Linked DNA regions of Homo sapiens: region 1 is linked to region 2. The links are chromatin loops, found by intact Hi-C in ENCODE. Cell type or tissue: IMR-90. All regions are shown on one strand. Links, peaks and the distances in the headings refer to the core of each region. The heading gives the core; the rest is flanking DNA.

What was found. Peaks named below come from ENCODE experiments on the same cell type or tissue, not always from the same donor. Only the 100,000 strongest peaks of a DNase experiment are listed, where the experiment ranks them.
Region 1: it touches region 2 in a loop (11-fold over the local background); 6 of 110 quality-filtered maps call a loop at or near these places.

The regions. Positions count from the first base shown.
Region 1 is chr5:91,636,580-91,648,583 of GRCh38, reverse strand. No RefSeq gene overlaps it. Among named protein-coding and RNA genes, the nearest start is that of ARRDC3, 260 kb to the right of the region's middle. In IMR-90, for the core only: a CTCF peak has its summit at 6,646 (motif pointing left); no DNase peak of the experiment used is centred there.
Region 2 is chr5:93,582,857-93,594,860 of GRCh38, reverse strand. NR2F1 (nuclear receptor subfamily 2 group F member 1) reads right to left here and starts at 11,639. Exons shown (of 3, transcript NM_005654.6): 1 at 9,375-11,639; 2 at 6,417-6,944; 3 at 250-1,299. The coding sequence starts at 9,837. The coding sequence ends at 1,019. It also overlaps a transcript of NR2F1-AS1 not described here. RefSeq lists a silencer at 10,510-10,589. In IMR-90, for the core only: a CTCF peak has its summit at 4,972; DNase peaks (open chromatin) are centred at 6,010, 7,120 and 7,380; H3K4me3 peaks cover 5,447 bases; H3K27ac peaks cover 5,880 bases.

The DNA.
Region 1 (12,004 bases), core at 1,843-9,842, 1.9 Mb after region 2:
ATTGTCCATGCCCTTGGCATATAACAGGTGTAAGGCTGTTCACTAAAACAGAGTATTTCAGTCAAGTTTATATTATTTTCTTCTAGTTGCTTGTTCCAAACCAGACCTCTCTATCTCCTGGAATTCAGACATTTACCTATCCAGACCACAACTGTCAAACTTTGACTTCTTACTTATCAACCTAGGTTTCTGCTCTCCCAGTTCTTCCTGATCTTGGCAATTATATACACTTCCACTCTTCTATTGCCTGTCTAGAGTCTGTTCTCTTAAAACTATCTCAGTATATTGCCCAGTTCTGGCATTCTTGTCCTGATTACTGTTCCACTGGCACCCATGGAACTGCTGTCTATGAATTCAGTCAGTAAGCACTCATTCCATTGTAAGTATTAATCTAATCATTAAGTATTAATTCAGTTTTTGAGAACTTACCATGTGATCTGTTGTAGGAGTTGAAACACAGCAATGAATAAAACAGACCAAGTCCCAGCCCTGAAGGAACTTAATTATCAAGGGGTGACTGGTCAGGGCAAATATTTTGTTAAAATATGTTTACAACAAATATCCAGTTTGAACTGTGGCTTCAGTTCAAATTATTTCCTCAGAACCACCACAACAACTGACCATAATTAGACAGAAATACATGTCATTTAACACGGGAAAAAGCAACTAGAAAGTAATTTGCCACATTTGAAATCTAAGGTGGAGTCTGAAAAATATGCTTTAATTTTTAGGGTATTTCAAAATAACCTTTGCCCCAAATATTTTTGAAACAAAAGAAATTGAGAAAAATATTTGGCCTGTCTGTGGTTGATACATTTTTTATTTGAAAACCATTGTCAAATGCTCTAATTTGTTTTGTGTCTACCCTAATTTTTTTAAGTCTGAAATAGAGTAATTAATTTATTCACTCATTTAGTCATTCAACGCATATATTTTGAATGTCTATTGTGTGTCGGAACAGAGCTAATTCTCCAAGGGGACGAACGTAGACTAAGTAGGCAGTCAAATAATGTATGACAGTGCATATAAGGAAATAACCTGTATACACTGATACAGGGGGTATGGGGGAAGGTTTGGGCGAAGGGAAACTTTTTAGATAAACAGAGAATGCTTGAGACGTTAGGAGTGAGACTGAGACTTTTTTTTGATGTGGAAAGCAAATATAATGTGACTGAAACAGTCTCATATGCATTAAAATGATTGTAACACATCTGCCCTTTATTTATCACTGTTTCCCAAAATGTTCACCTTTGTTCTGAAAATGCGACTAAAATTCCAAAAGTTAAAAGCAAGAGAAAGTTTGGGTGTGAAACAAGGACTTACAATATAATTGCTCTTTCAACACTTAATTACACTGTATATTTTGAGAAGCTATAATCAAGAATTGAAAGTTGCTTTTTGTCTCAGGTTCAAAAATCATGAAGCAACAATTTACACAATGAATGTATCTTTGTAAGAAATTCTGAAACAGAAAACAATGAGTTGGTTACCATTTCCTAAGTGAAAATGAGTCCAGACAAGGGATACTGCCTCTCAGCAATTTTGGGGGTTTATTTTGTGGATGCTTTTTGAGTGGGAATGGGAGGTTATGAGGGCAAATAGAAGAAGACTCAATAATAGAAGCATTTAGCATAAATACATTTTAAAGACACTTTTGAGAAATCAAATATGGCTAGTTTTACACAATAAATTTTAAAGCATGTGAACAAAAAATTGTTGGCCAAGACAATTTTCCAAAACCTCATTTTGTTCTTATGCACAAAATTGTAAATAAACTATCTATTGCTACCTCTGTAAGCCCTATCAATATAATTATATGTTGTTATTACTTGGTTTCATCCTAGTATTAATACATTTTAAAAATAATCATATTCATCTTTTTATTCCCATTTAATGGAAATAATGTCTTAAGCATCTACTGTAGGAATATTATGACTTATGTATTAATATTCAGACACAGGCAAATATTTAATTCTAGTTATGTAAATTTATATAAAATTACCTTGAAAAATTAAGTTCATATTTAATTATTATTATATTTACTTTAAAAACTGTAAAAATAGCATGTTTTTCTAATAAATTATTATTACTATTTTATTCTCAATTCCTTTTTGTCTGATAAAACAATATAATTCCTATAGATGTAAAATAACATCTAGTTGAATCATTCATGATTTATCTGATTTTATGACCACAGAGTAATAAGAAATGGAGGAAGAGGAAGTAGAGTCATGCACCCCATAACAATATTTTGGTCATTGATAGACTATATATGTGATGGTCTCAGTTATCTATCAGATCATAAAACATAATATATATAGGGTTGGTACTATCCACAGTTTTAGGTACCCACAGGGGGTCTTGGAATGTATCCTCCTTGGATAAGGGGGGACTACTGTACTGCATATACTGTCCATGACATTTTTTCTTTTTAATTCAATCTATGTAACTTAGACAGTTTTCATTTCAGTACATATATGTAGTTTGACACAATTTTCAGTGATTGCATAATTCCATTTTTTAAATAATAATTTTATTGTTTCTACAAAAGATACATGCTTTTTCTAAACTATACTCAAAAAGAAAAATACAAAGAAGAAAGCCTCAAATGATTCCATCACCAGATATCATTGACATTCACTGTACAGCACTCCAAGCATCTCCCCAAGCCCGAATAACTCAGGATATTGCTAGATATATAAATGCCTTGCAAGAACAGGGATCATGTCACACATACCACAGCTCTTTTTTAATTTCTTCAGTTCCTGTTTATTAAGTACAAACCATTCTTTTTGTCATTCGCCAAAAAGAAGTAGCAGCAAAACAAGCCTCAAAGATTTCAGGAAATATGAAATTTAAAACTTTGTCCGGAGAAAACTCTATCCATTAGTTGGTTCTTGCAGACAACTGAGAAGCCTACACAGTGATCTGGAGCACTGTGTCTCATAGAGCAGGTGGCCAAACTCCCCTCCAAGCATGGACACCTGCTGAGGTACAGAGCTCTGCAGCAGCCGCGGGTAGGCCTGGGGTCCCTCAGACTAGTGGCGACCTCCTGTTGCTCTAGTGCTGCTCCTAGAGCCAAGCTTGAGAATCTGCTGCTGATGTGTTTTACAACCTGGGAGGTGTCTGTGGTAGGCAGACCAATGTCCCCCAAAACACTCATGTCCTAGTCCCTGGAACCTGTGAACATAGTACCTTATATGGCAAAAGGGACTTTGCAGATGGGATTGAGTTAAGGATCTTGAGATAGAGAATGATCCTGGATGACCTGAGATTCGGGGGAGCCATGTAGTCCTGAAGATCCTTGTAAGAGGGAGGCAGGAGTGCCAGAGTCAGAGAGAGATGTAAGCACAGAAGCAGAGGTCAGAGAGGGCTGTGTTTCCTATCACTGTTCTAACAAATTACAGCAAACCTGATGGCTTAAAGCAACACAAACATATGACCGTTCTGGAGCTCAGAATCTAAAATGGGTCCACAGGGTTGCATTCCCTCAGGAGACTCTGAGAATAATCTGTTTCTTGGCCTTGTCCAGCTTCTAGAGGCCTCCTCATCCCCTGGCTGGGGGTCCTTTCCTCCATCCTCAAGCCAACAGTGTAGCATCTTCAAATTCCTCTCTAATTCCACTTTCTTATTAGGTACTTAGAAGTATAAAAAAGTAGAGGCACCATCTAGAAGATGGTAAGAAAAGAAAACATAATCACAACTGCTAATCAGCATACACACACACACACACACACACACAGAGACACACAGTCTCTGCTGTTGTTGGCTAACGTAATATTTCAGGTGGATGCTCAGTATTTACAGAGGGCCTAAAAGATGCACAGTGCTAGTTAAATAGATAGACAAAGTGCTGAAATGGATATTGCCTTCCTTTTATTCAAGAAAATGCAATGTTTTGTCTGCCAAGAATTTGACATTTTGCTTAAGGGTAAGATGAGAAAATATTTAGGTAGGCATTAAAGGAAAACAGAGAAATTTAAGTAATAGCAAAATGCCAGTAAAACACACACACACACACAGATTAGCCACAGTCCTTTAGGTAAAGGTCAGAAAAGTATAGAATAGGCCTATAAGAAATAATGGTTACACACATACACACACAGACAGAGGCACACACATGTATAACATAAGACAGAAAACTTTTTGTCTATAACTATTCACAGCCAAAATACGCCTGGCTGTAGAAGAGGCTGATGAAAAATTATCAGGTGGGAAAAATATTCGAGCAGGTGATACATGTTAAAGAACAGGCAAATCAACAATTCATCCTTTAATGCTGTCTAAAAACGTAAAGCAGGGTTGGTACAATTTAGTAAATGCCATCCATCCACAAAGCCCATACCAAGCCAATTTCCAACAGCCAACATTTTCCATCTTATTTTCTCTATAATATTTAGCTCTTTGCTTTAATTACACTTGATATTTGTAAAGAGAAAGCTGGCGTTGTAATAATTGGATAGCTTTTTTATCTATGTTGGCAGAAACAGAATTTTCTCTTATATTTGAAGAGCAATACAAAAGCAAAGTCTCCTTTTCTCACAAACTCAATGCCAAAACTATCCTCTGAGTCACACAGTTTCTTTAAATCATGTTGTTCTGAAAGTTGAGATGTGCTATCTTAAAGCTGCTGCCAGGATCACACTGTTCCTAAGCTAGAACCAAAAAACTAGCAATGTCAATCCGTCAAAGTGTATAGACCTCTCCAAGACATTATTTTTCTCCTCTTTTATTCTCTTCTTCCTTCTGACATTCCCACTTTTTTCTTTCCTTCCTCTTATCCTTCTTTCTTTCCTATTTTATGCTTCTTTTCTTCCTTTTTTCCTTCCTTTTTTGTCCTTCTTTCCCCTCTTCCCCCTCCCCATCTCTCACTCTTTCTGTCTCTCTCTCTCATACACACACACACACACACATTGAGGATGCAAGAGAAAGCAAAGTAATGACAACCTTTTAAAATTACAGATCCGAAAGAAACTTGGGAGGTCCTAATATAGCAAGAAAATCCTCTGCTCACCACATTTTTTCTAGAAAAAAATAATTCCAGACTGAGCTGCAGAGTTTCAGAATCTCAGCACAATACCTTCAGCTTTAAAGGAAAAACTGAATCTTCTAATGGAAAAAAATTCCGTGTTGAATTAATTACTTTTAATATCTATACAACATTTTAACTGTTGGGGATAATGTTTTATTTATCATTAATATCAATCAAATATAAATATATTCTTAAAATTTTTTCATCATCAAATAAGTATTTTAAATTGCATTATGAAATCTAGGAAAGGTGTGCTCTTTAATATGTACTAATGACATTGTGAGTTGACTGTCTGTGCAAAATTCAAATATAATCCTGTAGACTTTTGTTAAAAAGCAGGTTTCCTAAGTTCTCATTCTCATAAGTTATTCTTAGCTATTTTAAAATACCAGAAACACTTCTTAAAAATTTTAAATTCACTTTGCAAGCAAAATAGATAACTCTACATGCGCACAACTACCAAAATTTTCATTTATGTATTCAAAATACCTGTTTTGAAAGGACATTTACCTGTTTTCAGTCACAACTTAGGTGTAAATCTCTAAAATTTTAGCTGACAGGTTTTACTATGTAATAAAACATGTCAAATTCAAACTGACAAGTGGATTTCATTTTTGGAGGGTTTTTCCTCACACCTTTTTCCATTATAATACAAGTACTACTTAGCCATATGATTTTCTGCAAAACTTAACGAAAATGTAAAACATAATGCATGTCTCAACATCTTAACACTTACATAGAGCGTTCTGGGGGAAAAGAAGAGTCTTGCTAAATTCAGAAAATTGTGCTGTCTGTAAATGAAGAGGCTGCCAGCTTTCATCTGTTCTCTTTCTCTAGGTACTTGCATGCCTGCCTTCTAAACCTAGAACGAGGACAGTAATTCCATCCTTGTTGCATCTCTGAAATTCTTCAATTACTCAATTTGTGGAATTAGAATACCGCATTGTCCGGCCACATTTGTTCTAAGCAGATGATCTGGACATAGAGAGATGTCAGCCAATGAGCAGAATAACCACTGTATTTGCAGCTTATCTTTTAATGGAGATCTGGAGAGATGTAAAATGCAACCATCCCATTAAGTGTGCATATGCACCACTCGTTTAATCAACCTGGAAATTACGAGATAATGTATTATATTAATTTATTTTAAGCCACAATTAATATTGGAAATAAATACTAATATGACAAGCTATATAAATTGTAAAGCACTTTTATTGTGGGTGCTGACTCCAGCTTGGTGAGTGGTGAGAGACTAAACTATAGTTCACTGAAATTGTGTGTGTGTGTGTGTGTGTTATAGAATTAATCTATTCTATAACTATCATTATTAGCATGAACATTAAGCAATAAGAACTGGTGCTCTAGTTTAGCTACAGCAGGACATCTTAATTTTGAGCTACATGCTTAGATGAAAAGAGACATAAGATTATATTTGCATAAAAACTTTTAATTATTTAACTTTTAACCTAACAATAGATACTTACAATCTTAATTTTTTGTACAAATGCCTCAACATTAAATAGAAAGTGATATTTATTTATTATCAAATGTCATATAACAAAAGAAACGCTAGCTGTTATTAAAAATGGACCACTACTGCCCCCTTCTGGTATAAAAAAGGAAGAAAAATTATTCTTCTCAGGACTTGAAAAGACACTCCCACTAATCCCCTAAACAGCTGTTTCAAGTCAGATTTACGCCAATTCTTTTCTGACTTAGTAATAAATCTTTCATTCTTCACCTAAAATGCTGAATATTCTGATGTTTTACTGTTGTGAGTTACCTTTCTAGGAAACATTACAAAGTCAGGGAATCCTGTTATTTCTTAAATATAATAAAATGGCTTTATGCAAATTGAGCTTTAAAATAAATTCGGGAAATCATCATTTAAAAAATATTTGAAGTTTTATCATCATTGGTTTTACATTCGATTGTGTGAAAGCTAATACACTTGAATCTATATCTGGCTTAATCACATGAAATGTCATGTTGCTGCGGTTTTCACCAAATTCAAGCTGATACTCACAGACACACTCATTCATTACACTCCTTTCTGACATAACATAAAGGGCAAAAGGCAGCATGATAGATTAAAAAGATATTACGGTACAATATTAATTACAGTATCAGCACCTTTTTCTAGCTCAGACTGCATATAAACGTCTATTTTCATTTTTACATTCAGAATATACTTTGAGGGAGAATGAATTTATTGTATAGTGAATGGGAATTTTGGTCAGATATTTTAATGTCAGGATGGCACCAAGTGTGAGCATATTAGAAAATTTGGAATTTCTGTCTTTAACCCAATTTGGATTTTTGCACGATTATTGTAAGAATGTAAGATTGAGGGAGATTATACAAATCATCACGTATGTAACCAGATAAAACAAAACAGAAACACTTAATTTAAAAATTATACTCTATGAAACTGTAAGCCAAAAAAAATTACCTTTTTCTCCAAAGAATTTTAGAAAAGTATAACAAAACATTCATTTTCAGAAGTGAAATATTAAAATAAATGGTACTGCATTCTTAAATTATAATAATGTCTCCTAGTGTTGGGCATATTACATTAATTTATGAAATCTTCCATTAGTAAAATTACCCACAAATCAATAACTTTTACTACTGTTTAAATACATCAAAATAAAAATATTCAGTATTTCTAACATATCTCATCAAAATATGGATCTATAAACAAGATCAACCTCAGAAAAAAAAATCATCCTCAACCAGCAATGTCATATTGAACTTCCAAATAAGCTTGCTAAACGCCTCTGTTACCTGACTAGGCTCAATTCATATTTTACTCCTAAAGTACCATTATTCCATGTCATTATTACTCATATCTCATTCCAGAATGATTTTGTTTTCTGAAAAATATGTGGCTGTATTTTTTTTTAGTCTTTCCTGCTACCCACTTCAGGGTGTGTGTCTTTTCTACTGAGGCAGTTTAACTTTCACACATTGAAAATGACAACCAGCTCAATTTGATGATGCAGAAGAACTAAATACATCAGGAATAATGGGACCTAATGAGATGTTTGTGTTATACTATATTTCAAATGAAGAAGTGCTGCTCTGTGAAAGTATGAAGAACCCAGGAAGTAGCACCAGAGGGATGATTTCTGAATGGGTGTTTTTACCTATCAAATTTGTGACTCTCCTACAGCTTATCCCTTTGACCAGGAGTAACAGTAGGATGAAACATGCTGACTTTGCTAACTATTCTGTCCTGAGACTCTCTGACATAATCCACTTATAGTTTCTAAAATTCTGTGGTGTGATCCAGATGTTTCTATTCCAACTTTCTCTTCAGATTTTCAAAAATATACAAAGGAATCCCTCTATATAGAGAATAATAAATCAAATGAGGAAACAATTTAAATTATTATTTTTAAGCAGTAATAGTGATTGTATTGTATCACAGGAAAACTAAAACGTATTTGATTTCTAGTTTTAACTCTTTGACTGCATTTAATTATGGTCCTCATTTATTATCACTACCAACAAGGATATGGAGGGCACTTTTCAATACATTCCCTCTGACACTCAGAGGCCAATTCTCTCTGAATGCAAACCACACATGGTACAGCTGCGGAGTGCTGATGCTGGTATGCAGACACTATAGATATGCAACTGTCACTAGGTGAAACCGCATTAATAAATACCCACCTCAAAGAAGAGGGAGGTGTTAAGGCTTTTAAGCCACATTATACATTATATTCAGAAATCTCTGAGTTGCTTGTTGCAGTTCAGAAGGAAGAGGACCCAGAATATTTTAGGTATATATGAAACATTAATATTATATATAATACAGTGCTACTATAATCAAAAGGACAGCCAAAGAAAAACCAAATATGATCTATGTACATTGGAGGAAAATCAACTGTATGAAGACTAAAAAATTTAGATCCAAATTCTAATTTTTTAATTCATATGTGCCAGTTATCCAAATGTTTTAAATATTTGGGAAAATAAAGGCTTTTCCATGTATGCAAATATTTATAGCATTTGTATACATAACAGTTTTCCCAGTTTTAGCATATCTTATGTAACATATATTCTAAACTTGGTAGATCTGTGTACTAATTATGAGAATCATAAAATTATGTTTCAACAGAAAAGAAAAATGTAAGAGAGAAAAAAGTGCTTCAAAAAAAAAGCAACTAAAGCTGTTTAACTATTAATGATGATTTCCAACTATTAGGTAAAGATTTTTTTCCTAGGTAGATCGTGGGAGTTCGTGATAACTATAGGTATGATCAAGGCTTATTTCAATGCTTTGAAATGTCAAATGAGTAATTTTATTCTCTTTTATTTTTAAACTATTTGCAGAGACAACACACAATTATATAATGTTACATTTATTTTAACCTACACTTCTTCCTTCATAAGGTTACTTGTCTAAACATTTCACTAACATTGTGCAATTTTAAACTGAGAAAAAGAACAAAGTTACAAGTGTGACAATTTATCAGGAATAGATTAAGTGACAGCTGTAACTAGAATCAGAATTAGTAGATTATTTTAATAGTTCCAGGAAGAGTATAATTTACAAAAGTACATTTGAACGATGTTAGGAAGATATCAGGAAGAATTATTTGCTTAGTACAGGATGATTTCTTTAAGTTAAACTTCAGTACTATTCTTTCCATTTGAAATGTTTTAAGTATAGAGATGTGTCTCTTGATTCAGCAATTCAACAATTGATTCATTGACATGAGAGAAAAGTGAGCATTTCCCAAAGATTTTGCTGAAGTCATGGAATCTTTTTGTAAATTTATGATTTTTAAAAAATATCTTTTGATAGATTGTCCTTCCTGTGATTGTAATTCTAAGAAAATAATATATGCATTCAAATTTTTTTATATACTAAATTAACTGCAATTCATCTTTCTTACAATTGAATTACTAAGAAAGAATTTATTTAGGCAAAGTTTCATTATATTCTATTTCTCAACTCCCTAATATCTAGAAATCTGTTTTTTTCCCTGTATCTAGAAATCCTTCCTTTTTTCCTGAAACACTGCTCCTCCAGAAATCTTGACTATTTAAGAGGTATTAATCCAAATTTTCCTAAAGCCTAATATATTAACAGTCGATACTATTCTTTTACCAACATAACCCACTTGACTTTAATGCAAATATATATGTGAGACATGTTTTTGTGAAGCATCTTTCATTATGTCCATCAGTATGTTCTTTCATAAGTCTTATCCATTTCAATATCATTTCTTCAGGTGAAAAAAGAAAAAAAAAAGCTTCAAGAGGAACCATTTATCCCTTACACAGTGATGTGTATATTTGGGTATTTCTTAGATTGATGATGATGATGATGATGAGATGATGATAATGATGATGATGATGATTTAAAATATTATATTTTTGTAAATATTGCTTGAAAAGAAGAACTTCAACTTGGGAATTATGCCAGATACAAATACACCTTTCAACTTTAAATTTTGTAATTTTAAAATTTCCCTTTCCAAAAGTTCCTTCGGATAACTTATTATCCTGCTTGAGTTTTTATAAATTGTATGCGTTGCAAGGCAGAATATATTTTGCATTTCTGTCAAAGGTTCAATACCCGTTATAAGTAGAGTTGTGACTATACAAGGACTATAACAAAAGAAATTGCATGATATCCTTACCCTCACAGTGATTACATTCTCTTTCAAAGCAAAATAACTTTAACATAGAGCACAGTCTCTCCTACATTATGGAATGTTAAACTTTCACTCACAAAAAGCTATGCGTTCAGCATATTTACTATAAAAAAGTAGATTTTATTTCACCTATTAACTGATACAAAAGTGTTTTCTCCTTAGAGCCAAGGAGGAAAAAAAGCAAGTGGGTTATAAACACACACATTACAGATAGGTAAATAGATACAAGATAGAAATTCAAACTAATATAAAGATTTGAGCTGCCTTACATTATCGATTTTGGTTAAATGGAAGAAAGAAAGAACATTTTTAGTATAGAAATATGCATATTTATGACATACCTAATTCAGTGTCCAGTTTGTTTTATGATTTTTGTTTACTAAAGAGAAAGAAAAAGAGCTCTCTATACTTTCTGGACAGAAACATCCTGGACTTAACACTAGCCAGCCAAATGTGACCTAACTTTAAACTGCAATTGAAGAGTTAGGTCCTATCAAAACTGCCTACTCATAGGACTCAAAAAATGACCACGTATAAACCCAGTAAATGACCATGCGAATAGACAAGCGAATAAAAGGAAAACTGAAGATCAATCTATAAACTAAGGAACAGAGAATAATTTATTTATGATTGAAAAATAAAAATAAAATATAAGTTTAAAATGTGAATATAAATTTTCATGTGAAGATTGAAGCCATGGTTCTATAAATCTAAATATTCCCTGTACTAAAGTAGTTATAAACAGAAATTAACATTTTATCATTATAGTTTCACCTGGGAAGAAAATTCTGAATTTTACCTATGTCTAAGCAATGCTTTTCTAAATGGATTTTGAGTAAACTCAGAAATGACATCACAAAACAATTAGCCAAGTTCATTAAGGATATTCATTCCAAGTATATTGAGGCTTTAGCCAAGTAGATTGAGGAAAGTAATGACAAATTTTTAATGGCAGCTCATCTCCTTAAAATGAATTTTCTCAAATCTCTTCTGTTGGAACTTGTACAGTTGGAAGCATGCAGTTGATCGTTCCTAACATTTGCATGAATGTGTATGTGCTTGTGAGTGGCCACTATGTGTGAAGTCTAAGGGGACTGCTCCATGTTAATGAGAAACCAAGGAATTTCTCTAGCAGCATCTGGCGTAAGTGTGAATCACATAATTTAAAGTTGCCTTGGACAGCTTTTACTTACATGTCTTGTTTCAAATTTTAGATCTTCTTTCTTAAAAAGCACTTTAGTCTTTATAATATTAAAAGGGGAAAAGTGTTCTACCCTGTGCTTCAAGAAGCAGTTATGGA
Region 2 (12,004 bases), core at 1,904-9,903:
GCTGAAGTCAGCGACCAAGGCGCCCTGCCTCCCCGCGGACCCCAGCCCATGTAGAGCCTGGCCCTCCGCATTTACAAAACCAAGGTAGCAGCTTGGTTTTTGGAAATGAATCTAACCAACTTTGTAGTAGACTTTAAAAGTCTCCCCTTTTACACACCAAAACCTTCAATTCTAATAATAGTTGAGGTGGAAATTAACCAAGGAGTTCTCTTCCACGGATAACATCTATCAAGCAACCAGACACATGGGTTTTGCTAAATTCTTTTATTTTTGTTTAAATTTTCACTTCAATTTTAATTCTTGAAGAACAGCCTCGACAACATATATCGCACTCATTATAAGAAGCAAAGGGTTATATCAAAAATTATTAGTATAGAATCACAGGAAATCTGGTTTGGAACCAGAAAAAAATACAAAACAGATATAGATACATAGACACAGGACAATTTTTTATAATTATTTGGAAAATGTTATTTTCCCCTAATTCTTGTTTCCTTTTTCTTTATGCGCATACGATGTTTAAATTTTACAAAAAATGAAAATAAAGACTAGTATTTTACAAAATGAATAACAATGTTCAGTGTGTGTGTGTTTCTACATAGGCTTCAGTCCACTTCCATATGTGTTGTTCCTGTACAGAATATATCCACATCCGTCCACAATAAATCCTGGAAGGTCCATTAGTTTCCTTCTGTTTTATTAAAATTCTCATGGTCCTCTCTTCCAATTTGTTTTTCTTTTTTTCACCAGACAGACACAAGGTTCTTTTTTTTGTTTGTTTTGTTTTTCCTCGCCAACGTGCTCACAGATCTGATCCTAAAAGAGTCTCTTTTTCCCATGCTTTGTAGCTCGGATTGTATTTCTGCTGGGTGGGCTGCTCCTGTCTCGGCCCTCCTCCCTCCCACCCAGCCTGCCTGGCCCGCTGCACTTCCCGGTGTCCCCGCGGCTTTGGAGTCCTTGGCCCAGGTGGGTCCTCTGAGTCTCTAGGGGGACGGGGCAGGTGGGAAGCGCCCAAGGTCTAGGAGCACTGGATGGACATGTAAGGCCAGTTGAAGCTGCTCCCAGACAGTAACATATCGCGGATGAGAGTTTCGATGGGGGTTTTACCTACCAAACGGACGAAGAAGAGCTGCTCGATGACGGAGGAGGACACGGTGCGCAGCGAGGGCAGTCGCAGCAGCAGTTTGCCAAAACGGCTGGGCTGGTTGGGGTACTGGCTCCTCACGTACTCCTCCAGTGCGCACTGCGACTTCTCCTGCAGGCTCTCGATGTGGGCCGCATCCGACAGGCCACAGGCGTCTGCCCAAGCAGCCACAGGAGGGAGAGACAGGGAAAGGGAGCACACGGTTAGGCTGACAAATAGCAAAGGCAAAATAAGCCATCAATTTTTTTTAAGGAGAAAATGGAAAATAAAAAAGAAGTAAAAGAGAAAAGAAAAATTCACCCTCCTATACCTCTCCATCCCCTTCTTCATTCCCTCCTCCCCCGCCCCCAATACAATACAAATAAAAATAAATCAAACCCCCACCAAGCCTAGGGGAGCTGGAGAGAGAGGCACACACATGCAGAGGCAGAAACCTCTCTAGTCCCTTTGTTTTTCCTCTTTCACCTTTGGATTAAATAATGTACAATGCTGGAACCATGTTTGCTGCGCTTAACAACCTGTCCTCGGCCTGCAAGGGAGCATCTTTCTGGCCGTGCTCATTAACTTTTGCCCCATTTGCCTCTGATCTGGGGGTGTTCAGTACCCCTTAGGAAATATGCAGCCTGAAGGCAGTTCTTAAAGGATTCCTGGAGTCCCCTCTCAAACCCAAACCACCCCAACCAGAAACCTCCAGGAGAACCTAGATTGTGTAGTGAACAAACACATGGGAGGGGGTAAGGAATCATGGGCTGGCAGTGCCTGGAATCAGATGAAGCCCACGCTTTAGCAATATAGGATTTCAGATCCGTTATCTATGCAAGAAAGGACTCTGCAGCAAATCCTTGGTGAGGGTGTACACTTCTATCTATACCTTAGATCAAGTAATTGAAAATTGGTCACATCTCTGTAAGCTGTATAATAATCAGGAAGAATATGACTCAGTTACTCCAGGCTGCAGAAAGGCGACATCTTCAGCAATCAGACACAAAGCTAGGCTACAGGCAGCAGCTGCTGCTGCTTCAGAACTGGGGGGGTAGGGGGGGATGTGGGTGGTGGGGAGTTGAGGGGGGACTTGGGGGGAGATAAGCTTTTGGTGGCAGGACCAAGGGAGAAAAAGGCACCTCCGCACAATGACAGCACCTCAAAATCTGTGTGCTTAGTTCATGTCAACCAAGGCCCTTCTTGGTCCTCTAAAAGTATTTCAGGACAGCAGATTATATTATATCAACTAACTAGAGGCAAGCATAGGGAGGGAAAGATGGAATAAGAGGAATGGAGTAAAGGCATCCTCTCCTAGTTCAAATACCCACTTGTTTCTTATATTAATAATAAATATTAAAAAAAAACCAGTAAGATCACAGAGGAGCCCTTAGCCAGTCAGGAGGTTGACTAGAGATCAAAGGCAGAATTTGCTAATATATAGATCTGGGAAAAAATTGATGCATGGCAATGCCCCCAAAATGACATTGTATAATTTTGAATGGGCAAGTGTGACCCTAAGAAGACACAACAAATGATTCAAAGTGAAACCTGTGTCTGCTGAGTTTCTGAGCTTTATGACCTTATATTTCAAGAACTGGGATTTACAAAGCATTCTAACACCTTCATCTACAAGGCTATGGCCTCGAGCAAAAATACAAATAAAACTAGTGATAATTCAAGAACTTCTGAGGCAAGTCCCCTTTGACCTCAGATACAGACTAGGTTCCTCTCAGATGTCTAATTACTCCAGCCAGCCAGTTGGGTATATCCACACTGGTCTGATATGGGAAGCCAAATGAGACTTTATGGCTATTAGGGCCAGGGCAGCAAGAGCTCTGTGGGGCTTTGCTGCTTAGAGAGGGGACCGTGAGTTTGGCCCTGCTTGCTAACCTGGCCCTGATGAATGACCCTCACTCAGACCCAGACCCATAATTACATAGAGCTTGCTTTACATGCATTATCTGCCTGCATGCTTATGGATCATTCTCAGCCCTAGACAATGCAATGTGAAAAGGGCCCCTTGGTATCCCGGCAGATTTTTTTTTTTTAAGATCCATCTGGCATCCCCTCAGCTCAGTAAAATATCTATCTGACATTTATGATTAGGGTCCCTGGAGTACAAGGTCACTTCCCAACTCCCAAACAGGCCGCTCCAAGAGAGACAAGAAGCCCAGGAAAGGCCTGCCTGGGTCCTGTGCTGGTTGCTTCCATTTCTTCCCTCCTTTGGAGGTGAATGCCTGTAGCTGGGCCTGCCTGCCAGGTACCAGCCAGCTAGCTCTGTGGCTTCCCTCCGGCAGGAGCCCTGGTTCTGGCCTGGCTTCCCAGTCTGGAAATTCATTCACCCCTTTGCAACAGGATTCCCTCAACTGTGGACAGAAGGTATGAGCTCCCAGATCAACTAGGGGGTTGTGGTGACAAAGCTAGGTGACCAGGGGGTGTAATACAGTATATATTTATGCTCCATGAGTTATACCCCAGATAAGAAAATGAGGCAGAATGTGCAAAATCCATGTCACACTTTTTATACGGTAGTGTCAATGTGGGAACTCTCAATATTTCTTCTACAGTGTATGGAAAAGAAATTATGTAAATAAATAACCATTACTGCTCAGGCCCTCCTGGCCTAGCCTTTGTAGTGCAGAGAATGTATTTCATGTTGTGCATTCAGAAGAGTTTAGTGTTCAGGAAATATAGATGTAATCAGCTGCCATAACTAGAAATCAAAGTTATTATTGTGCTGAAAATGGATTTATTGTATTTATGTTAACTAGATGGCTCCTTTCAGAGAAAGTCTCATTTATTTGAAGGAATATTTAGGTGTATGAACTAATGAATTTTTTAAAAAGTAAGTTCAGGTCATGACCTAGTCCTTGGATGCAGTCCAGAATATTAAGGATTAAACATACCATCCGGAGGCCAAATGTGAAAACCACCACGGGGGACCCCCGTGCCAGCTTCAAATACTTAGCCAAAGCAAACCACATTGGACAATATGTCTAAAACTGTCTTTTCCATCATTCAAAGTTTGCTTAAAAGTTGGATGACTTTGAGAAGGCTTCCCATGAATTCCCTTCTGGCTAGCAATCAAAACAAGTTTAGTCAAAAGTGGAAATGTGTTGCATGGGAGGGGGGAGGTGAATTACTACTGACAGCTCTATTTCCATTTTCAGATATTCTGCTTGCAATTTTCCAACAAAATAATGTTATTGTTCATTTCTAGGCACTCTTTGCACCTTGAAGACTTGATTCAAGAAACTTCCTTGGAAAACTTTTTAAATGAACACTTTTCACAGGAATGTTTTAGTATGGAAAGTTAAAAGGAAAGCATGAATAATTCCACAGTGTTTCCCTGCAGCCTGCACAGTCCTCACCTCTCTCTGGGAAAGGGCATGAGATTAGCAAAGTCAAGGGGGTTCAAAGAACCTTAGGGGGTGTAAGGAAAAGAGAGGAGAGACCTTTCCTGAGAAAACGTCTGTCCAGTTCCAAGTCACATTTCTGCTTCAAGACACCTCGCTGGATGAGATTTTCAAACCCCAGCTTCCCTGACACTGGCTTGCTTCCTGATGAATTTGGCTAAAGAGCCTGGTAGTAGAGAGCCAGCCAGGCCCCAGGCCTGCCAGAGCTGAGGCAGCCTGGTTGCTGCTTCCCAGGCTCTTTGTCACTTTTGAAAAACACGTTTCCATCAAGAAGACTTATTAAGATAAAATGCATTCAAATACGGAGGAGGCTATTCCATAAATCTTCCATTTGTTTTAAGGTTTGCACTTTATCCTCTTGGAAAGAATAACTCCCTCTCTCACTAGCAGACCTGCATTTGCACTGAAAGTAAAAGGGGGGCAGTCCAAGTCCATTGCTCTGGCCACCCTGCATACAAATGAGATGCTCTTGTCTAAATAAATTATCTGCTGTTCAGATCGATATTAATACTACATTTGCTACATTACAATATTGTGCAAATTTAGGAGTCATTTTAATACAATGTAAATACAATTCTTCACACATGAAAGCCAAGAAATATTGATAGATTATACCATTGCTTACTGTTCAACAAGGCCTTATGAAAGGGATTTTGCTATCCCTGTTCAAGAATGGTTTTAATTTGGCCATTGGAAAGCCTGGTTCTAGGATAGATTTATTAGGATGGTTTATTTGTTCTCCGAATGGAGGAATTAAAAACAATACTGCCAATAATGGTGGTAAAACTGCAGCTAACCCTACTCACAGTGGGCAGGGCCCAAGACCCAGTCTAAGCAGCACTACTTGCCACCAGCCTCCTCTCTGGCTTTGTCTCTATTTCTCCCCATTACCTGCTGTCCTGGGTGTTTATATGTTTCCCTCTTACAGGTTACAATAATAAAAAGCGGGGATTGTTCTCGGAGGCTCAGACCAGAGCCCTTCAAAGGAAACGTTAATGCACTTTTCTGGAAGTTAATTTGAACCATCTATCATAAGAGAAATTGTTAACATGCATGTTACCACTGCCTACACATAATTTGATATTTTTTAAGGCACTCTTAAATTTCCAGTGTTCATGTGTTTTGCATAGCTTTGGAATTCATCTTCAGGCGGGGAATCCTCCCATACTTGCGGGTTCTACAGCATTGCTTTTGTTTTTTATCTTTCTTGTTTAGATCGAATCCGTTTTTTACGACCCTCAATAACCTCACCAACTGCAAACATGAATGGTTTCCGATAAGGGAAAATCAGGCAGCGATAAAGCGGGATTATTATGATTTATTTGTGCGTATTCTTCTCTTTCCACCTCTCTCTGTGTCTCTCTGTGTCGGGAAATTCATTCAAGGAGAGTGCCACACAGGGTAAGAAGCCACATTCCCACGTTCTCTTCCTTCCCTCGCCTCCCCCAGAAACGCTGAGCTCTGGCTCACACATAACACGCACCACACACAGACACACACACAGAGACACACACACACACACACACGCGCGCGCGCGCGCGCAGCCAGACGGATCCACAGCACCGCCCCCCCGCCTCAGACACACACCCTCGGCAGCCGCGGCCCCACGTAGGGGTCCGGGCGACTAGGCCCGGCCGCCCGCCGGCCGCACCCGCGCCGCCTCGGTTCCCGCACCGCCGCGCTCCCAAGATGGCAGCGGCGCGGCCAGCCGGTCACCGCGCGGGGGTCACAGACCCGGGCCAGGCTCAGTGTCCAGCGAGGGCCCGGCCCGCCCCGCACCGGCCGCGCGGGAGGCTCCGAAGGCCAGGCCCGGGCGGCGCGGGGCCTGCGCTCGCTGCCGGCGCGGCCTGCCCTCCCCGCGACCGCAGCCTCACCTGACGTGAACAGCACGATGGCTTTGAGGCAGCTGTACTCGGCTGAGTCGACGTGTAGCGCCTTGAGCTTCTCCACCTGCTCCTGGAAGATGCGGATGTGGTCCATGAAGGCCACGACGCGGTCGGCAGACATGGGCGAGGCATGCAGGCCGGCGGCGGCCAGCAACGGCGCCACGTGCAGCGGCATAGAGCACTGGGCCGCGTTGAGCACGAACAGCTCGCTCCAGGTGAGGCGTAGCAGGGACACCTGGTCGGTGATCTGCAGATCCGGGAAGAAGGGGATGTTGCGGGCCCACTCGACGGCGCTGAAGAGCAGGCGCGCGGCCAGCTCGCAGATGTTCTCGATGCCCATAATGTTGTTGGGCTGCATGCACTGGCTGCCGTAGCGCGACGTGGGGTAGGGCTCGGCGCGCAGCAGCAGCGAGATGTAGCCGGACAGGTAGCAGTGGCCGTTGAGGGGGTCCCCGTTGGTGAGTGCGTACTGGCCTGGATTGGGCTGGGTTGGAGGCATTCTTCCTCGCTGAACCGCTGACAAAAAGAAAGAGAGAAAAGAGGCAATGTGCATCCAGGGAGCTTGCGAACATTGCCGCGCCGCAGCGTACCCAACACAATGCAGAAGCTCTTCCCGCAGCCACACGCGCCCCGCGCATCTTCTCCGGCTCGCTCTCACAGTCCACACCGCTAGGAGATCTGGGGTGAGGCCCTCCAGCTCCACAGCTCAGTGTGTCCAGCCACTGCCTGAGCCCCTGGCCACGTCAGCCCCGCCGGAGCTAGGCCTGACTCCAGGGCCCCAACCCTGGCAAGGTCAAGAAAGTGTCATCCAACCCCTAAGCCACCACGGGGGAACACACAGATAAATGAAACCCCACTCACCCCTCCAGAATGGAAAAAAAAAATCAGGGTTAAAAAAAGGCGAAACCGGAGAAAGGTTGTGGTTCTAGGCAAATGCCTAGCGGCCTCCTCATTTGCAAGCAAGCAGCGTTTTGCTGATAAAATGTTTCCACATTCTCTTAAAATGCTATAGAATAATTCTTAAAATAGACACAAGTTACATATCCTACTAACCACTTACAACTTTTGAGTAGAGAACAAGTATCCTGCACCCCTCCCTTCTCCCCTCCTCCCCGTCGCCCCATACAAAGTTCTCACTATTAAAAGCAACAGAAAATTGAAAATTTTCAAGAAAAAAAGTTGAACTTACAGTAGCCAAACATTATTGAAAAAAGTAGGAAATATAATTAATGTCTGTCCTGCGCGGTGCCACTGCAACCTGCAGCCAGCTTTTGCCCAGTGAATGCACGAGCTTTCAACTGCAAAAACACTGGATTCATTAACCATCTGAATGCAAAACGTAAGCATGCTTTGAGTTCTTAAAGCTGACCAAAGTTTTTTTTTTTTTTTTTTTAAATGTGTATGTTTTACTTCAACAGTGCCAGCGTTTTAAATTGCCATATAAACAAAGACAACTTTAGGAAAAGTTAGGGCTACTGAACTCTTCCCCCAACAAATTAATATAGATATGTTCATGTACATGTAGCTATCTTATTTCAGGTTTTGTTCTATTTTCTTAAGTTTGCTTTGATTCTAATTTTAATGCAAGTTCCAGTGCAATTGAAGCTCTTGAAACATAATGCCTAGAATACTTTTTTCTAATTATAGTTTTGAACTTGGCAGTTATTTTTCAATTAAGTGAGAGTACAATTCAAAGTTTTTTTTTTTTCAGATGCCTACAAAATCTCCCTGGAGCTAGAAATGAAGTAGTCATATTTGTCTGCTCCTTGAGATCTGAAGGAATTCAATTTCTTTTCTTGTGGCATATAAAATATAATTTTAAAGTCAATTACAAGAAGGAGTAATCTGCATTCTGCAAAATTGACTGGTTCGCTAATTTGACTATAAGACATCTTTAATGATTGTCAAGAGATAAACTTTAACTGTAAACGGCTAAATATATTTATAAGAAAAGTACTGCATCTCTTGCCACATGAACATGAAGCATATCCAAATACAACATCAAAAGTTGTGTTTTTTTTTAAAAAAAACAAACCCATACAACACAGGGATTAAATGATGTGGAAGCTCATGCTAGCTGCAGTCTATGCATTACGGCCAAATCAGAAGGATCGGTAAATGCCGTTGTAAATTGTAATTTGTATGCAGTATTTAAGCAGAGGGTGGAGTTTGATGAAGAAATAAAACGAGTATCATGCTTTAAAAAAAATGACACAACTATGAAAGCACGGTTCAGTCACAAACTTTCCTTTCAAAGTAGAGGGGTGAAAACAAGGCCACAGCTCTGGAGGAGGCGGCCCCAGCTCCGTGAAGAAGAGAGGGAACCAGTGAACGGGCCAGAAGCCCCCCTTCCCCCCTAATTAGACCTACAAGTGCAATAAATCTCACTCCTCTTTTTCCGAGCTAAGCTTCCAAAAGGATGATGGCAGCAATGAATCTATGGTTCAGGGTACTCCAGCCCCCAGCCCTCCCCCATTTTAAATAAAGGGTATGAAGAGGTGGAGGGAAAAGTGGAATGAAAAAAAACCACAGAAACAGAGTTTTCTGGGGGAAATAAGCACCCCTCCCCAAGTTCATGCCAGCACAGCCCCAAGCAGCCTCACGCACACGCGGGAAAGAGACACACACCGAGCACATCCAAGACAGAGGGAAGAAGGGGATTTTAAGCCACAGCTCACGATCTCAGGGACACAATCCTGAGCAGGCAGCGGGCGGGGTGGGGGAGCCGGGGAGATGAGCGCAGGCCGGGAGGGGGAGGCAGCGGCAGCGAGCTGGGGAGGGCGGGGGGAGACGCCGGGGGAGGAAGGCAGCCGGGAGAAGGAAAGCTGGGACGGGCCGGGACCACAGGAGCCCCAGCCCCACACAGCAACCACCCGGGCGAGAAAGAAAGAAAGAGCCAGGGAGGCGGGCGAAGCGCGGGGAGAGAAGCAGAGAAGAAATATTCACCTTCCCGCCTCATGCCCACTTTGAGGCACTTCTTGAGGCGGCAGTATTGGCACTGGTTGCGGTGGTGCTGGTCGATGGGACAGTTCCTGTTGGCACGGCATGTGTAAGTTAAGTTCCTGCGGACGCTCCTCTTGAAGAAACTTTTGCAGCCCTCGCAGGTGAATTGGCCGTAGTGCTTGCCGCTCGACTTGTCCCCGCACACCACGCACTCGATGTGCTGCTGGCTCTGGCCCGAACCGGGCGGGCCCTGGCCCTTGTCCCCCGCCGTGCCGGGGGTGGCGGGCGCTCCGGGCTGGCCCGGGGTCTGCGGCGTGTGCGGCGCGCCCGAGCCCGCCTGCTGCTGCTGCTCGCCGGCGCCGCCGCCGCCGCCGCGGGCCGCCTGCGCTGCGGGGTTGGGGCCGCCGGGGTTGCCCCCGGCCACGTCGTCCTGCGGATCTCGCCAGCTGCTAACTACCATTGCCATATCTTTGGGCCCGGGGAGCGCTGGGGGGAGCCGAGCTGCTCGCCGAGGGCCGCGGGGCGCGCGGGCGCGCTGGGAGGGGAAGGGGAAGGGGAAGGGGGGAGGGGGAGGGGGCGGGGGGCCCGCCGGGCGCCCCGGGGTCGCAGGAGCCGAGCCCGAGCCGGACACCGGCCGCTGCCTCCGCCGCCGCCGCCGCTGCCGCCGCTACTGCCTCGGCCGCCCCGCTGCTGCTGCGCGCCCGCCCGCCCTGCTGGCGTTTTGTTGTGGTTCCTGCTGTTTTCTTTCTCTCTTTTTGCAGCCCCCCCAGGCTCTCAGGCTCCCCCCCCAACACCCCTGCTCCCCTCGCCCGCTCCCCCCGCGCTCCGTTCCTGGGGGGGCCGCGCTCTCCTTCCCCCCTCCCCACCCCCCGGCGAGCAAGCTCCCTTCTCTCGCTTTTTTCTTCTTCCCCAAGTTGCAAAATCAGAAATGGCACAGGCGGCAGCCGGGAGCGGCGCGGGGCGCAGCGCCGGGGGCGGCGGGCATGGGCCACGGCGCGCGCACACACTCGCCCTCCGCCTCGCCCGCACCCCCGCGCACACACACACTCGCACACACAGTCGCTCACCCGCGCCGGGCGCCCGCCCGCCGGCCGCTCGGGCTACGCGCAGCGCGCGGGCTGAGCCGACATAGAGGAAGCCGGCGAGGGCGGAGGCGGCGGCGGCGGCGGAGGAGGAGGAGGTCGCGGCTGCAGGCGCCGCTGGAGCTGCCGCCGGAGCTGCTGCGGCGAGCGCCGCTGGAGGAGCCGGGACCCGGGCCGGAGTCCGAGCAGGAGTCGGGGCCGCAGCCGGAGCGCGAGCGGAGGCCGGGGCCGCCCGCGGCGCCGCCGCTGTCCCGGCGGGAGCCCTCGCCGGGCTCGGGAGTGCGGGGAGCGCGGTGAGCCGAGCAGGGCGCTGGGCGAGGCTGCCGCCGGCGATCAGGGCGCGCGGGTGTCGGGGGGCCAGGTCCAGGGCCGGACGCAGCCAGCCATTCAGGAAGGCAGCGCTGGAGAGCGGGAGGCAGCCGGCGAGGAAGATCACACACTTTGCTCTTTTTGTTGTGCCGGTGGCGCCGGGCTCTCGCTGCCTTCTTCTTTCGGGAGGTGACGGAAGGGGGAGAAAAATACGGGATAATTCACGCCGGCGACGAAATCACAGCGAAATAGAAAAAATAAAAATCAGAAGAAAATAATTGCCAAAAAAAGGAAAAAGGAAAAGCGAGAGAGACATCCAAAGTAGGTCGAATAAATAATCCTCTTCTTTTCCTCTTTCTTGCTCCTTCTTCTGCTTCTTCTGCTATAACACACAGAGCTAGTTAAAAAAACCCTGGAGATCGCCCAAAAATGTTCTTTTTTTAGTATTTTAAATAAGTGCTCTTCAGCCGGCAACCAACACCCTCCCTCCAAAAAAAATCATATATGTATAAAATAACGATAAGAAGAATACGAAGGGGGTGCCTCCTCCTCCTCCTCCTCCTTTTTTTTTTCTTTAAGTTTAGCCCTCTCTCTTCTGCAGGAATGGAGTAAAAGAGACAAGGAGGAGGGAGAAAAAGGAGAGAAAGGAGAAGAAGAAGGGGAAAACAACTAGTAGAATATGTAAGAAAAGAGAAAGAGAAGAGAGGTTCAGAGAAGAGAGGAGAGAGAGAGGAGAGGAGGGAGAGAGGGGGGAGAAAGAGGAGAGAGAGAGAGGAGAGAGAGAGAGAGAGAGAAGAGAAGAAGAGAGAGAGAGAGAGAGAGAGAGACCCAAAAATTGAATGCGTTTAAACGGGAGGACTCGCAGAGCAATGTTTCCGAAAGGGGGATCTGCGCGAATGTCTGTATATAGTGAACTTTGACACTACTATTGAAACTGACACGTTTCTATGGAGATCGCTGCCTTATATGGAGCTCGTGTCAAGGAGCCAAGAGAAGGGCTGCTGGCAACTGATAATCAAAGGCGACTGACTGGTCAGAGCCCTGAATCGGGGGGAGAGAAAATGGGAGGCTAAGGTTAGCCAAGCCTCCTGCACGCCATTGGTTGGAGAGCCCCTCCCCCCTCCTCTTTTGCTTTCTTTCTCCCCCCCCCGCTTAGCTACCTACAGACTGGGATGGTGTGGGGAGGAGGAGAGAAAGTGAGGGAGGGGGGTGTGTTTCTGACAAGCGCAATTTACATTGAGA